2 separate regions of the Homo sapiens genome follow, and region 1 is linked to region 2. Evidence: read pairs that join two places in POLR2A ChIA-PET (ENCODE). Cell type or tissue: Panc1. All regions are shown on one strand.

Region 1 (8,000 bases), 140 kb after region 2:
CCCGTTTCCCTAAGGGTAGCCTGGAGAGTGTAGGTTCCAGGGAATATTGTTAAGATGTTTGGAGAAAACAGGATCTTGTATTCAAATAACCTGGGAAAATGCTGGATTCAAGTTTTCTTTTTTTTTTTTTTTGAGACGGAGTTTCGCTGTGTCACCCAGGCTGGAGTGCAGTGGTGCAATCTGGACTCACTGCAACCTCTGCCTCCTGGGTTCAAGCAATTCTGTCTCAGCCTCCCAAGTAGCTGGGAATACAGGCACCCAGCACCACACCCGGCTCACTTTTGTATTTTTAGTAGAGATGGGGTTTCACCATATTGGTCAGGCTCATCTTGAACTCCTGACCTCAAGTAGTCCACCCACCTTGGCCTCCCAAAGTGCAGGGATTACAGGTGTGAGCCACTGCACCCTGCCGGATTGAAATTTTCTCATACACAGAACAGTACTTGGCAGGTGGAAGGTGCTGAGCCAAGATTTAGTCGACTGGATGAATTATAAAACTAGCCCCCCACACCCACCCGGCTCAGAACTTTCCACTATGATTCTGTATACCCGGGTGGGGCTGGGGGCCAGGGCAGGGGTAGGTGAAAACATGCAGCATTTTCTGAACTTGTTCTGTCAGAAAACCTTCCATTTATAGAGCATCTTGGGCTGGTGTACTCCAGGCCATCCTTAGAGAAGTGCATGCATGTGAATTGTGTGTGTCTCTGCATGTATGAATGCATGTCTGTGTGGATGGTGCATCTGTATCTTTGTGCATATGTATGTCTGTGCGCATGTGGGTATGTGTGTGTCTGTGGTATACATCCACCCTCCTTCCCCTCATATCTACCACTCAAAGAGGCTGTGGGTGGGGACGGAGTTGCCTCTGGCACCATTGATTTTGCCTCCTCTCCTGCCTTGATGGACAAGTCTATCCAGAAATTCCCTATTTTCTGGCGCCGGTCTTTCAGCACCATGGACAGAGATTCCCCCCCCCCCCCCACCCCACCCCCCACCCCCACCCCCACAGCTGAGTCTGGGATGATGGAGCTCAGTTTAATCCATACGCGTTCCCTTTTAACGCCTCCCGATCAGTTCGAAGAGGGTATTGTTCCTATTTTACAGATAAGGGAACAGAGGCTTTGGGGAGGTTAAATAGTCCTCCAGGCTCTCACAGCTGATAAGTAGCAGAGCTTAATAGTCAGAATCTAATGCCAACACTTAGATCAGTCTATCTGTACCTTATGGGATGCTTGTGAAGTGGGGTGGCCACTAGCCATGACAGCAAGTAGACTGTGGACGGACAGCCTCATTCAGGCTGGTGGGGACTCTGGCAGGGGGATTTGGATCAGCAATTGATGTTTGGTCACAAATAAGATTTTTTTAAAAAAAGTAATGGATACTTTGAGGAAGAGATTACTTACCAAATCTCAACTCCCAAATTCCTCATTCTTCTTCCTGCATTATCCCTTGAAATACTCAGTGAATCTACAAGTGGGTTTAAAACGTAAATTTATCAGGCTGGGTGCGGTGGCTCATGCCTGTAATCCCAGCACTTTGGGAGGCCGAGGCAGGCAGATCCCTAAGGTTGGGAGTTGGAGACCAGCCTGAACAACATGGAGAAACCCTGTCTCTAATAAAAATACAAAAAATTAGCTGGACATGGTGGTACATGGCTATAATCCCATCCACTCGGGGGGCTGAGGCAGGAGAATTGCTTGAACCTGGGAGGCAGAGGTTGCGGTGAGCTGAGATCATACCATTGCACTCCAGCCTGGGCAACAAAAGCAAAACTCTATCTCAATAAATAAACAAACACAAACAAACAAATGTGCTCCAGCCTGGGCAACAAGAGTGAAACTCTGTCTCAAAAACTAAAATAAATAAACACAAACAAGTGTGCTCCAGCCTGGGCAACAAGAGCGAAACTCTGTCTCAATAAATAAATAAAATAAATTTATCAAATGAAAGCATTCCTTGCATATTATTCTGCCCCTTACATATGTATCTCTATCATCATCATGTATCATGTATATATCCACTATACATCATCTATCTACATATATTATCATTTATATACCAATCCATTGTCTTCTATTATTCCCTCTATGCATCAATTATCTATATCTGTCATCTATATGTAGCTATCATTTATGTATCAGTCATCTGTCATCTATTATCATTACACCATCCATGTGTCTATCATCTATAATCTATATCATACATGTATATCATCTGTTATCTACTTACATAGATATGTGTCAATTTATCATCTACCTCCATAGTACATATCTGTGATCTTCCTATCTTCACCATCTATTATCTCTCAATAATCTATTTGTGTACCCTATCTGTTATCTGTCATCTATCTTTAGCTATCTATGTATCTATCAACTATACCTATTTATGTATCTACCTATGATTGTTCCAAAGAGCCCTATCTACATTTCTTATTTTAAAAAACACTTTCAAAGCGTTCCTTTGTGCAGACACAGTGTTTAATTCCTGACTGACGTGCAGTCTGCCTGTTTCTAGTCTTCTGCTACTGTACCAATGCAGCAGGAAGAATCGGACCAAATCCGACCCATACCCTGTGCTGCTTGTCCTGACAGGAACTGTAAGATGAAGGGGAATGTGCGTTTGGATCCCAACAGATCCAGCTGTATCACCCTCCCCAGAGGTCAGACGCTTATCATGTCCCCAAGAATGTATGAAGTGACTGTCTCCTATCTACTCTCCGCAGTGAGGGCTTGGATATGGCTGATAGCTGGGACCCTGGGGAGCAAGGTGACGGTTCAATGTGCACCACTGTGTGTCAGGTGCTTCACTAATACCTTGTTTAGACCGGGCGTGGTGGCTCACGCCTGTAATCCCAGCACTTTGGGAGGCCAAGGCGGGCCGATCACTTGAGGTCAGGAGTTTGAGACCAGCCTGGCCAACATGACGAAACCCCGTCTCTACTACAAATATGAAAATTAGCTGGGCGTGGGGGTGGGCGCCTGTAATCCCAGCTACTCGGGAGGCTGAGGCAGGAAATTGCTTGAATCCGGGAGGCACAGGTTGCAGTGATTCGAGATAGTGCCACCGCGCTCCGGCCTGGGCAAAAGAGTGAGACTCCATCTCAAAAAACAAAACAGAACAAAACAAAACAAAACAACCTCTTTTAACCCTCCACTCTACAGACGGGAAAGCAGGCTCAGAGGGAAGGGACTTCTCCAGGACTTAAAACAAGACACAGCAAAGTTGGTTTCAGCTGCCTGGCTTTGCCCACACTGTTTAGACATGGCTGGATGTCGCTGGTCACAGAGAAGCCAGCCAGCTCAGAGAAGTGAAGCCACTCACTTTAGATCACACGCTCAGTAAATGGAGAACCCGATTCAAACTCAGGACAGTCGGACCCCACGCCGGAGCTGCTTTGACACCGTAGCCGCCTGGTGGAGTCACCCTCGACTCGTCGTCCGCTCCAGGCACTGGGGATGCAGCGGGGCAGACACGCTAGTCCCTGCCCTCAGGGATACAGACTGCGGCCTTCAGAGCAGGAAGTGAGCTGGGTGGAGGGTCCCCTTCCTCTTGCCCAGGTCTGTCTGGATCTCACTCCCCTGGGACCCGCCTCCCACACAGCTGCCTGTCACACCTGCCCATGCCCAGGACTTCCTCCATGTCTCACCCCCAGGGGTCTCTTTTTGTCTCTTCAGTCATCATCTGTGTGTGTCCCCCCCCGCAACCACTCCCACTCCCCGTGAGGGCAGAGATTGTGCCTGTCGAGGTCACCGCCGTGTCCCCTTGCTTAGCAGAGCCACTGGCAGGAAGTGCGTGCCCGATAAACACGGGCGAGTAAGTGGACGGAAAAGCTGAGCCGCGAGGAAAGAGGGGAACTTCCAAGGGCAGTTCAGGAAGCGTGGTCCAGGCGGCGCCACAGCAGGGGAGAGGCCCTGTGGGGCGCAAGGAGCGCTTGTTCACACGCACCAATAGCCACAAATGCAAAGCGCCCCAGCTGGAAGAAAGTTGAGGGGGGAGGAGGCGGTTAGGGTAGGAAAGTGGGATGTGGCGCCCCCTTGTGACCATGTCCCATCTGTGGTCATGATCAGCACTGTTAAGACACCAGCCCCTCGAGCCCAGCCGCTCCCAGTGACCAGGCCACACCGCTGTGGTCATCAGCACTGTTGGACACAAGCCCCTCGAGCCCAGCCGCTCCCAGTGACCAGGCCACACCGCTGTGGTCATCAGCACTGTTGGACACAAGCCCCTCGAGCCCAGCCGCTCCCAGTGACCAGGACACACCGCTGTGGTCATCAGCACTGTTGGACACAAGCCCCTCGAGCCCAGCCGCTCCCAGTGACCAGGACACACCGCTGTGGTCATCAGCACTGTTGGACACAAGCCCCTCGAGCCCAGCCGCTCCCAGTGACCAGGACACACCGCTGTGGTCATCAGCACTGTTGGACACAAGCCCCTCGAGCCCAGCCGCTCCCAGTGACCAGGCCACACCGCTGTGGTCATCAGCACTGTTGGACACAAGCCCCTCGAGCCCAGCCGCTCCCAGTGACCAGGACACACCGCTGTGGTCATCAGCACTGTTGGACACCAGCCCCTCGAGCCCAGCCGCTCCCAGTGACCAGGCCACACCGCTGTGGTCATCAGCACTGTTGGACACCAGCCCCTCGAGCCCAGCCGCTCCCAGTGACCAGGACACACCGCTGTGGTCATCAGCACTGTTGGACACAAGCCCCTCGAGCCCAGCCGCTCCCAGTGACCAGGACACACCGCTGTGGTCATCAGCACTGTTGGACACAAGCCCCTAGAGCCCAGCCGCTCCCAGTGACCAGGACACACCGCTGTGGTCATCAGCACTGTTGGACACAAGCCCCTCGAGCTCAGCTCTCTCCCTAGTGACCAGGCCATACCTCCGTGGTCATGATCAGCACTGTTGGATCCAAGCCCTTCGAGCTCAGCAGTTTCAGACCAGGCTCCGGAATATCCCTGCTGACACAGGGAGGGGAGGAGAGCAGAGGTGGCTGCACAGCCTAACCACTGGCCTCTGGTTTGAAAACTCATTTCTCTTTGCTAAACCCCATTTTCTCATTTGTAAAACCAAGAGCCTGGAATGAGTGTTTCAACTAAAGCCAAAAGAGGGAGTTGTGCCCAAACCATCCAGCTCCGTGCATGGGGTGGATTCAGGGTTACAAGTGCATCCTACGGGGCTGGAGAGAGCACCAGGCTAATAAGGGAGCCAGTGTGAGATGGTAGAGTGGGGAAACCAGAGCACTGTAGCCCAGGAGAAAGGAGCTCCGTTTCCAGCTTACACTGACTGTGGTCACCAGTAGGAAGTCAGACCTAACGATGCCAGAGCTTTCATTTTTTTTTTTTGAGATGGAGTCTTGCTCTGTTGTCCAGGGTGGAGTGCAGTGGCATGATCTCAGTTCACTGCAAGCTCCGCCTCCCGGGTTCACGCCATTCTCCTGCCTCAGCCTCCCGAATAGCTGGGACTACAGGTGCCCACCACCATGCCGGGCTAATTTTTTGTATTTTTAGAGACGGGGTTTCACCGTGTTAGCCAGGATGGTCTTGATCTCTTGACCTCGTGATCTGCCCATCTCGGCCTCTCGAAGTGCTGGGATTACAGGCGTGAGCCACCGCGCCCGGCCTTCATTTTTTATTTATTTTTTCTTGAGGCAGAGTCTTGCTCTGTCACCCACACTGCAGTGCAGTGGCATGATCTTGGCTCACTGCAACCTCCACCTCCCAGGTTCAAGTGATTCTTGTGCCTCAGCCTCCTGAGTAGCTGGGACCACACGTGTGCGCCACCACCCTGGCTAATTTTTATTTTTCTTGGAGATGGGGTTTTACCATGTTGGCCAGGCTGGTCTCAAACTCTTGGCTTCAAGTGATCTGCCCCCGTCAGTCTCCCAAAGTGCTGGGATTATAGGCGTGAGCCACCGCACCTGGCCTGATATATATATTTTTTTAAATAGAGAAGCTGGCAAGACAGATTTAGTAACATGTAACATCATAATTATTAGACTTTCTTCCTTAATATCTCCATGATTCAAGCCAGCAACAGTATGTTGAAAGAAAAACAGTGGAATACCTCCATGAGAACCAAATAAAACATACTGCTGTAGACCAAGCTCGTCCAACCCACCTTATTTTGTTGCTGTTCTGTTTTAGGCTTTTAGCAGCCTGAAATCATGGATTTTAGTTTCTGTCTCTAGTGATAAGTGGAAAAGAGGGATGAGGAAGGGTCTTTACTGGTCCAACCGCAAACAGAAACTGAGAACCTATGACTGTATTCTCTACCTTGGACACCCCTGCTTAGTCTGTTCAGGCTGCTCTAAGAGAATACGTAGTGTGTGTGTCTTAAACAACAGACACTAATTTCTCACAGTTCTGGAGGATGGAAGTCCAAGATCAGGGTGCTGGCATGTCTGGTGTCTGGTGAGGGCTGCTTCCCAGCGTGCGGACGGTGGCCTTCTCCCTGTGTCCTCCTGGGAAGGAAAACAGGAAAATTGGGCAGAGAGAGAAGGAACATGTCTCACATGTCTCCTCTCTGATAAAAGAAAAACTTCAGCCGAATTAAATTTAAAGGAGTTTAATGGAGCAATGAATGATTCGCGAATCACGCAGCCCCCAGAATCACAGCCGATTCACAGAGACTCCAGCGCGACCATGTGGTGCAAGATCTGTAGACATAAAAAAGGGAAAGATGTACAGAAATCGGAGGTGAGGTACAGAAAAGCTGGACTGGTAAACAGCCCGGCATCTGCCTTAATTTAAATTTTTATTTTTGAGATGGAGCTTCTTTCACCCAGGCTGGAGTGAAGTGGTGTGATCTCGGCTCACTGCAACCTCTGCCTCCCGGGTTCAAGTGATTTTCCTGCCTCAGCCTCCCGAGTCGCTGGGATTACAGGCTCCAGCCACCACGCCCGGCTAATTTTTTGTATTTTTAGTAGAGATGATGGGGTTTCACCACGTTGGCCAGGCTGGTCTTGAACTCCTGACTTCAGGTGATCCGCCCACCTCAGCCTCCCAAAGTGCTAGGATTACAGGTGTGAGCCACTGCATCTGGCCTAATTTTTGTATTTTTAGTAGAGATGAGGTTTCGCCATGTTGGCCAGGCTGGTCTCGAACTTCTGACCTCAGGTGATCTGCCCGCCTCGGCCTCCCAAAGGGCTGGGATCACAGGCGTGAGCCGCTACACCCAGCCTGTCACCTGTGTTTGAACAAGTCCTCACCCACTCTTTCCCACGTGGTCCCTCACATCGCCTGCCTGGCATTTGAGTTTGTGACCCCCAACCCCAAGCGTGTGTCAGGATAGGACCGGTTATGCTGCAAGCAAACAGCCCCCATGTCAGGGGCTCACAACACTCAACATTTTATCTTGTTTGTGTTCCGTGCCTGCCATGGGTTGCGGGGAGCTCTGCTCCACGTTGTCAACTCTCTGGGACTCACCATTTGCCGTGGCCAGGCAGAGAGACTTGGCAAATCGTGTACTGCTCTTGAAGTCTCCAGCCAGAAGCGACACACACTTCTTCTGCTCTGGGTTCATCCCCCACAGCAAGGCACATGGCCATGCCCAGCTTTCAGGGAGCCGGAAAGTAAGTCCTATTTTGTGTCTGGGAGGGAAAATGGGAAAATTGGGCAAAGGATTAGTTATTCTGGGTATAATCCAACATGCTGGTTCTCAGAAACCAAACGAGCCTCAACCGTGCATCTCACCTGAGTCTATATTCTCAGTGTTCTCTGTCCTGTGGTCTCAGTGATGGGTCCTGTTCCTTTTACCTGGGGCAACCCCCGGCCCAGCTGGTTCCACCAATGCCAGAACTGGCCTGGATGCTTCTCCACTTCAGCCCTGAGCCTGGGCTGAAGCTGCTGAGGCTCTGCATCCCGCTGGCCTCCTTCCTCTGGATGAGGAGGTAAAGATGATTGCTCACAGTTGGAGGTAGGGTGTCAGAGAGCCCTCTGGGAGCTGCAGATGCACTGTCATTCCTGGTGGGATGAAACACTGCCCAGACCACATCTGG
Region 2 (8,000 bases):
TTTTTTTTTTTTTGAGATGGCGTCTCCCTCTGTCACGCAGGCTGAGGTTCAGTGGCATAATCACCGCTCACTGCAGCCGCGACCTTCCAGGCTCAAGCAATCCTCCCATCTAAGCCTCCCGAGCAGCCGAGACTACAGGAGCACGCCACCAACTTGGCTAATTTTTGTGGTTTTTGTAGAGATGGAATTTTGATATGTTGCCCAGGCTGGTCTTGAACTCCGAAGTACAAGTGATCCAACTGCCTCGGCCTCCTTAAGTGCTGGCATTACAGGCATGAGCCGCTGTGCCCTGTATTGTTTTTATTAGACTTTATTATAATTATGATATTCAAATTTTTGAAATAATTTTTTGTAGTGATGGGATTTCTTGTTGCCCAGGCTGGTGTGGGGTGAGCCACCACGCCTGGCTCTAGACTTTCTTTTTCAGAGCTGTTTAGGTTCACAGGGAAATTCAGTGGACAGCACAGAGTTCCCCTAGACTCCCTCCTCACACAACACAGCCTCTCCCTGCCCAGCATCCCCAGCAGAGTGGTGCACCTGTTCCATCAGTGAGGCTGCCTGGACATATCACCACCACCCAGAGTCCATAGTGTTCATTAGGGCTCGCTCTGGGTGTTGTACGTGCTGTGGGTTTGGACAAAGGCCTCATGAGTACACACCACTGGAGTATCCTGGGGGGTATTTTCACTGCCCCCGGAATCCTCTCTGCTCTGCATATTTATCTCCCTGCCCCAGATGGTGTATTTTGTGGCCTAAATTTGGCAACCTCTAAATTCCCGATTTGACTCTTGAACTACAGAGGCATTGGGAGTCTCTGGTGACTAGTTGGTCTTAGTGATACTACCATCCCCTGAAGGCGTGGTTAATCCTCAGGTGGGTGGGCCCCAGACTCAGCTTCTGATTGAGCAGACCGGGCATGGGGCCTGAGAGTGTGCATTAAAATATATAATTCATTTTAGAATAGCTTTCTAAAGTCCATGGAGCTCCCTAATGCCCCACATGGCTTCCCCCATTGCCAACATGGTTCATTAGGATGGCACCTTTGAACTGACTGGAGCGATGAACTGACTGGATATATTGCCGTGATCTAAGGCCCATACCTTATTGAGGCCTCCTTAGTGTTTACACAATGCCCTCCTCTTCCTTCCTCCCCATCCAAGACACCACATTGCCTTGAGTTGTCACGTCTCCCTAGGATCCTCTTGGTGACAATTTCTCAGATTTTACTTGTTTGGGATTACCTGAGAATGTACATTTTAGGTGGTGCTCATGCTGCTGGTCTTGGGAGGACATTTTATGGATGGCTGATTGAGCTGACGGGCAGAGTCCTGCAATCTGCAGAGGTCTGGAAAGGTCCCTTCCCAAATAGGCTGGATTCATTTATTAAAGACTACTTTTGTAAGACTTTGGTTCTTGTCATCTTAATTTAAAGGAATTTAATCAAGAGACCCACAGCAGAGAGATGCATCATAGAATAATTGATTACAGAGGAAATACAATATCTTGAAAGTTAAGGGCAGAATAGACAGGACATCCTGGGAGCAAGGATTCAGGGCCAGCTGCTCCCAAGGATGAGACAGCAAAGACCTGCTTGAGGGAGACTCCCCTTTATGGGAGTCTTGGATGATTACACCTAGGGGGGTGGGAAGAGGTGTTACTACTAAGCATATTCTGGGTGCTCTTCTGGGCACACAGGTGCAGTAGCTGTGCACATGTCTCATTAGCGTCTTAACTGCCCGCCCAGGTGTGTGTTTTTTACTATCATAACAAGAAATGTGTCGGTTTGTGGATGGGTAAGATCAACGTGCACATTCTCTCTACAGTGGAAATACTACAGTGGAAATACCCTACTGGAGATGGCCTTGCTTGAATGAACTCAATTCCAATGTGAACGCTGAGGCTTACTGTGTTGACTGTACAGTCACCACGCGTGCAGCATCCTGAGGACGTGGTCATTTCCTTGACTGCCTATCCTGCCTCACCCAGGTCCGTTTCGGAGTAGCATTCTTTGAGGCAGGGACCTGGAATCCACCATAAAATGTACATAGACTCCCCTTTCATTCAAGAAGTGGAGGTAGGGGTGGGTGGTGGTTCTCCCTTTTGGTGATTGGGTCCAACCTTCTTCACAGACGTAGAAAATGTGTTGATAATACCACCTGCCCGTTTAATTTCAATCATGGTGCTCTATGATCCATTAATGACATCCAATGTTTCTTTAGAGCTTCATTTTCTAATTTGGCTACATGTTGGAGTCACTTGAGGAGTTTTTAATATTTTTTTTAAAAGCAATGCCTGGGGTCCAGCCCTAAGGTAATGATGTGATTGGCTGAGGATGTGGCCCCTGTGTTGAGAGTTTATAAAACTCCGCAGGTGATCTAACGTGTGGCTGAGTCTGGCAGGTCGATTTTCTTTTTTTTTTTTTTCTTTTTTTTTGAGACAGAGTCTTGCTCTGTTGCCCAGGCTGGAGTGCAGTGGCGCGATCTCGGCTCACTGCAAGCTCCGCCTCCCGGGTTCATGCCATTCTCCTGCCTCAACCTCCCGAGTAGCTGGGACTACAGGCGCCCGCCACCACGCCCAGCTAATTTTTTGTATTTTTAGTAGAGACGGGGTTTCACCATGTTAGCCAGGATGGTCTCGATCTCCTGACCTCGTGATCCACCCGCCTCAGCCTCCCAAAGTGCTGGGATTACAGGCATGAGTTACTGTGTGTGTTCACGGTGCCTGGCCCGGGTTCCTTTTCTGCCAGCTTGGAAGGGCAACCCCATGACTGAATGTGATTCTTAGGATGGCTCCGCATTTACATCCTTGTTACAGTGCATCCACCTGAAAGGCTGCACACCTGAACTGGGACTGTTAACACCCATGCCAATACAGTGTGGGGTGCCAAGAAGTGTCTGCTGATATTTGTGGGGAAAAAAATCTATTTTGTTCACCTACTGTATCAAAGGAAAATTTGGGGGAGAACAGTGGTATTGTTTTAAATCAGGGGTGAAAACAAGTTACAGATCTGAAAAAAAAAAAAAGACTGGAGGGCGATTTCTTAGAAAAGCAGAGGGATTTGGGGTCTCGGCCTTCGGGCTCCATCCAGCGCCATCGGCCTGGCGCTGCCGCCAACGCGGGCATGGATGGGCCCCTTCTTCGCAGACAGCATTGGACCGGGGCCCGGGCTCTAGGGGCGGCCTCCGGCCCAGGCTGGGAGGTTAGAGGCGGAGGCCGGGGATGGGGTGCGCGCGCGCAGGGACCTTCCCCTCGGTGGCTCCCCTCTGGTCTGCAGCCGCAGGGCCGTAGGCAGCCACGGCGCCCAGCCGGAACGGCACGATCTCGAAGCCCCGCTTCCCCAAGGACTGCAGCGGCGCGTGGCCAAGCGGTTCAACCAGCCGGCCCAGAAGATCCGCAGGCGCCAGGCCGGGCAAGCCAAGGCGCGCCGCCTCGCCCCTGCCCCGCGTCGGGGCCCATCCGGCCCATCGTGCGCTGCCCCACGGTTCGGTACCACACGAAGGTGCGCACGGCCGCGGCCTCCGCCTGGAGGAGCTCAGGGTGGCCGGCACGCGAAGAAGGGGGCCCGGACGCCGGCATTTCTGCGGATCCGAGGAGGCGCAGTCCCTGCAGGCCAACGTGCGGCGGCTGAAGGAGCCCCGCTCCAAACGCATCCGCTTCCCCGGGAAGCCCTCGGCCTCCGAGAAGGGAGACAGTTCTGCTGAAGAACTGAAACTGGCCGCTCGGCTGACAGGACCGGTCATGCCCAACCGGAATGCCTAGAAGGAGAAAGCTGGAGTCATCATCGAGGAGAAGAATTTCAAAGCCTTCGCTAGTCTCCGCATGGCCCGTCCCAATGCCCGGCTCTTCGGCATACGGGCAAAAAGAGCCAAGGAACCTGCAGAACAGGATGTTGAAAAGCAAAAATAAAGCCCTCCTGGGGACTTGCAATCAGTCAGCAGTCATGCTGGGTCTCCACGCGGTGTGTTTCCTGGCAGCAACTGGGCCTGGGATGGGACTTAGTGGCTGTGACTTCCTGGCAGCGGGTTTGGGGTTTTCTTGAAAGACAGTCCAAGCCCTGGATTATGCCTTACTTTCTGTGTTAAAAAACTGTTGGTTGTTTGACGGGGGGAGGGGGGTTGGGAGAAAAGAAAGAAAAGAAAGAAAGAAAGAAAAAAGAAAAGTAGACGGATTTGCTGGGCACGGTGGCTCACGCCCGTAATCCTATCACTTTGGGAGGCCGAGGCGGGCGCATTGCCTGAGCTCAGGAGTTCAAGACCAGCCTGGACAATACAGTGAAACCCTCCCTGTCTCTACTAAAATACACAAATTAGCCGGGCATGGTGGCGGGTGCCTGTAATCCCGGCTACTCCGGAGGCTGAGGCAGGAGAATTGCTTGAACCCGGGGGGCGGAGCTTGCAGTGACCCGAGGTCGCACCACGGCCCTCCAGCCCGGGCGACAGAGCGAGACTCTATCTCAAAAAAAAAAAAAAAAAAAAAAAAAAAAAGGAAGAAAGAAAAAAGAAAAGAAACGTGGAGGGATTCGGTGTGGGTGAGGTTGCTTCAAGCTGGTTTGGTACAAGAGCTTTCTAGCCATTCCTTATCTGTTTAGAAGTGACCGACCCACCCACCGCCAGGACGGCTCATCAAACAATGGAACCATTTGCCCTTATGGCGCACAGCTGTAATATCCAATCATCTCCAGGTGCCAAGCATGTCCTCTCATTTCATTCTCAACACGATAACGAGCGGAGGGCGGGGACCATTTCAAAGACAAAACGTGGACACCGTTTTTACACACAATGATGTTTGCACAAAATGATTGAAATGACCTGGCTTTCACAACGATCCAAAGCTACATAGAAACAAGCATAAATCTCAACTCAAGCCTGCCAGGCCCCATCCTGTAGGAACAAGTGAAATGTGAAAACTTGACCCATTGTACTAGTAGGTGGAGCTGCCACTATTTCAGTCATTGAATTGGTCTGACACATAGAATTGGGCTGACTCTGCCGACTCCTAAAACTAGAATCTAGACATTGCAGGTACATCACTCAGAGCTCCAACGAATGCCTCTGCCTTCATAGAGTAGCTTTCTGACTTCTCTTTAGCGTTTTCTCAGAAGATGCCTTGAAAATAGCCCATACAGCCAACCGCGGTGGCTCATGCCTGTAATCTCAGCACTGTGAGAAGCTGAGGCAGGTGGATAGCTTGGGTTCAGGAGTTAAAGACCAGCCTGGGCAACATGATGAAACCCCATCTCTACAAAATATACAAAAAAAAAAAAATTGTAAGGCCTGGTTGTGCACACCTGTAGTCTCAGGTACTGGGGAGGCTGAGGTGGGAGGATTGTTTGAGCCTGAGAGGTTGAGGCTGCAGGGCATTATGATTGTGTCACTGCACTCAAGCCTGGGTGACAGAGCAAGACCCTGTCTCAAAAAAAAAAAAAAAAAAAGAACAAAATAAGAAAAAAGAGAAAAAAGATAACAGCCCATATAGGGGAAGGGAAGGAACCAGGAGCTCAGTGAGGATGGCAACAGAGTCATCCAGGTTGATGGCTGTTGGCTTGACCATGAATACTGAAAGTTGAAATGGGGAGAACTGGTCAAATGCTGAATTTGTTTTTAAGTTTTAAGAAAATCCTGGCCAGGCATGGTGGCTCACGCCTGTAATCCCAGCGCTTTGGGCGGCTGAGGCAGGCAGATCACTAGGTCAAGAGATCGAGACCATCCTGGCCAATGTGGTGAAACCCCGTCTCTACTAAAAATACAAAAATTAGCTGGGCATGGTGGTGTGCGCCTGTAGTCCCAGTTACTCAGGAGGCTGAGGCAGGAGAATTGCTTGAACCCGGGAGGCAGAGGTTGCAGTGAGCCGAGATCATGCTGCTGCACTCCAGCCTGGCGACAGAGTGAGAATCCATCTCAAAAACAAAACAAAACAAAAAACAGAGAACCCCTTATCTTTTTCGTATAGTTTTACTGAGGTATAGTTGATATACAATAAATCACACATATGCAAAGGGTACAATTCAATGAAGTTGAGAATACTACTCAGCAGTAAAAAGGAATCATTGATTACACCCAAGAACATGAGTGAATTTCAAAATAATTATGAAGGTGAAGGAGGGCAGATAGAAAAGGAGTACATAAGGTATGATTCCATCGCTAGAAAATTCTACCCCTAGGCTGGGCACACTGGCTCATGCATGTAATCCCAGCACTTTTTGGGAGGCCCAGGCAGGCAGATCGCTTGAGCCCAGGAGTTCAGGATCAGCCTGGGCAACATAGTGAGACCCCAGCTCTACAAAAAAATAGAAACAATTAGCCGAGCATGGTGATGTGTGCCTGTGGTCCCAGCGACTTGGGAGGGTGATGTGGGAGGATCAGTTAAGCCTGAGAAGCTGAGGCTACAGTGCGCTATGATTGTGCCACTGCACTCCAGCCTGGGCAACAGAGCAAGACACTGTCTCAAAAAAAAAAAAAAAGAAAAAGAAAGAAAAAAGAAAAAAAAGGCAAAAATAAGGAAATTCTGTCAGTGATCTGTAATGACACAGAGAACACCAGTGGTTGTCCAGGGATGGAGTTGTGGGAGGGACAGATGATGAAGAGCCTGGGGAAGCGTTGGAGGATGGTGGGGATGTTCAGCTTCTTGATGACGGCAATGACTTCATGAGTATGTACAAATGTCAGAACTTGGACTCTGGACATGCAGGCACAGGAACCAGCTAGAGGAGCTGCCGCACAGCAGTGTAAATGCACCAAATGCCACTAAACTGTACAGATAAAACAGTTAATTTTATGTCGCGTGAAATTCATGTCAGTAAACACATTAATTAAGGTATAGGATTTGTTGAGAGACTGAGTGTGTCATGTGAGGGAAATGCAGGAATCAAGGATAACCCCACAAATCTTGTGGATTGCACATCAAGGGGGCTGGAGCCACCCTTACGTGAGGTGGGGAAAGATGTGGTCGGTCTAGGATGTGTGGTGATTGACAGCTCTGTTAGGCATCCAAGACAAGGGAAACTCCACATCCCCATGAGGGAAGGATGGTGGTTGGTCACACATTCTTAGAGAAGGCATTATTTTCTGTCTGTCATTATCAATATTAACTTTATAAATTTATACATAAAAATGGCGCCTGTAGTCCCAGCTACTCAGGAGGCTGAGGCAGGACAATGGCATGAACCCGGGGGGCGGAGCTTGCAGTGAGCGGAGATCGTGCCACTGCAGTCCAGCCTGGGCAACAGAGCGAGACTCCGTCTCAAAAACAAAACAAAAAAAAACAAAAAAACAAAAAAAAAAACCCTTACTCCTAAGCCATGGGGGGAGTTCAGGTCTTAAACATTAGCTGCCCGATTCTCCTTGCTTGGTGCCCTGCAAATAAATGTCTTCCTTTCTCTCACTGTAAAAGCTTCACGTGGGTGTTTGGCCTGAGTGCACTCGGATAGCAGAGCCCAGTTCCGTTTGGCTGATGTTGGGATGATTTTCCACGTCGACCTCACCTTGTTCTGCATTTTCTTTGAAGTACAGCTGTTTTTTTCTGGGAATCCAGAAAGCTAGAAATAACTGCAGCCATGTTGACCGGCCCAGCCTCCAAGACCCCAGGGATCATGCCAGGGGAGTGGGTCTCTTGCCCCTTCTTCCCTAGCTGTGCTTCCACCTCCTTCCCCACCTCATGTCCCATCGTCAAGGTCAGAGTCTGAAAAGCCACCAGGTGGGCCAGGTGGTTGGTTGGTGCAGATTTGGCTCCGGGTTGGGTAGATTAAGCAGTGTTGGGTTGTTGTTTTTCTGAAAGCAAGGGCACCTTCTAAATTCAATTCAGTCATCCCTAGCATGGCGCTTTTTTTGAGACTGAGTCTTGCCCTGTCACCGAGGCTGGAATGCAATGCTGGGATTACAGGCGTGCACCACCATGCTCAGCTAATTTTTATTTTTAGTAGAAATGGGGTTTCACCATGTTGGCCAGTCTGGTCTCAAACTCCTGACCTCAGGTGATCCACCCACCTCGGCCTCCCAAAATAC

Evidence for each region. Peaks named below come from ENCODE experiments on the same cell type or tissue, not always from the same donor. Only the 100,000 strongest peaks of a DNase experiment are listed, where the experiment ranks them.
Region 1: POLR2A ChIA-PET joins it to region 2 with 15 read pairs; 2 of 35 experiments call an interaction of 5 or more read pairs at or near these places.

What each region holds. Positions count from the first base shown.
Region 1 is chr19:56,076,771-56,084,770 of GRCh38, reverse strand. LINC01864 (long intergenic non-protein coding RNA 1864) reads right to left here. Exons shown (of 4, transcript NR_110741.1): 2 at 7,696-8,000; 3 at 7,429-7,592; 4 at 5,970-6,659. Among named protein-coding and RNA genes, the nearest start is that of LINC01864, 14 kb to the right of the region's middle. RefSeq lists silencers at 3,254-3,313, 4,084-4,143 and an enhancer at 3,644-3,793. In Panc1, CTCF peaks have their summits at 3,944 and 7,904; no DNase peak of the experiment used is centred here; H3K4me3 peaks cover 946 bases; H3K27ac peaks cover 861 bases.
Region 2 is chr19:56,213,074-56,221,073 of GRCh38, reverse strand. It overlaps the pseudogene RPL13P13. Among named protein-coding and RNA genes, the nearest start is that of ZSCAN5C, 15 kb to the right of the region's middle. In Panc1, no CTCF peak of the experiment used is centred here; no DNase peak of the experiment used is centred here.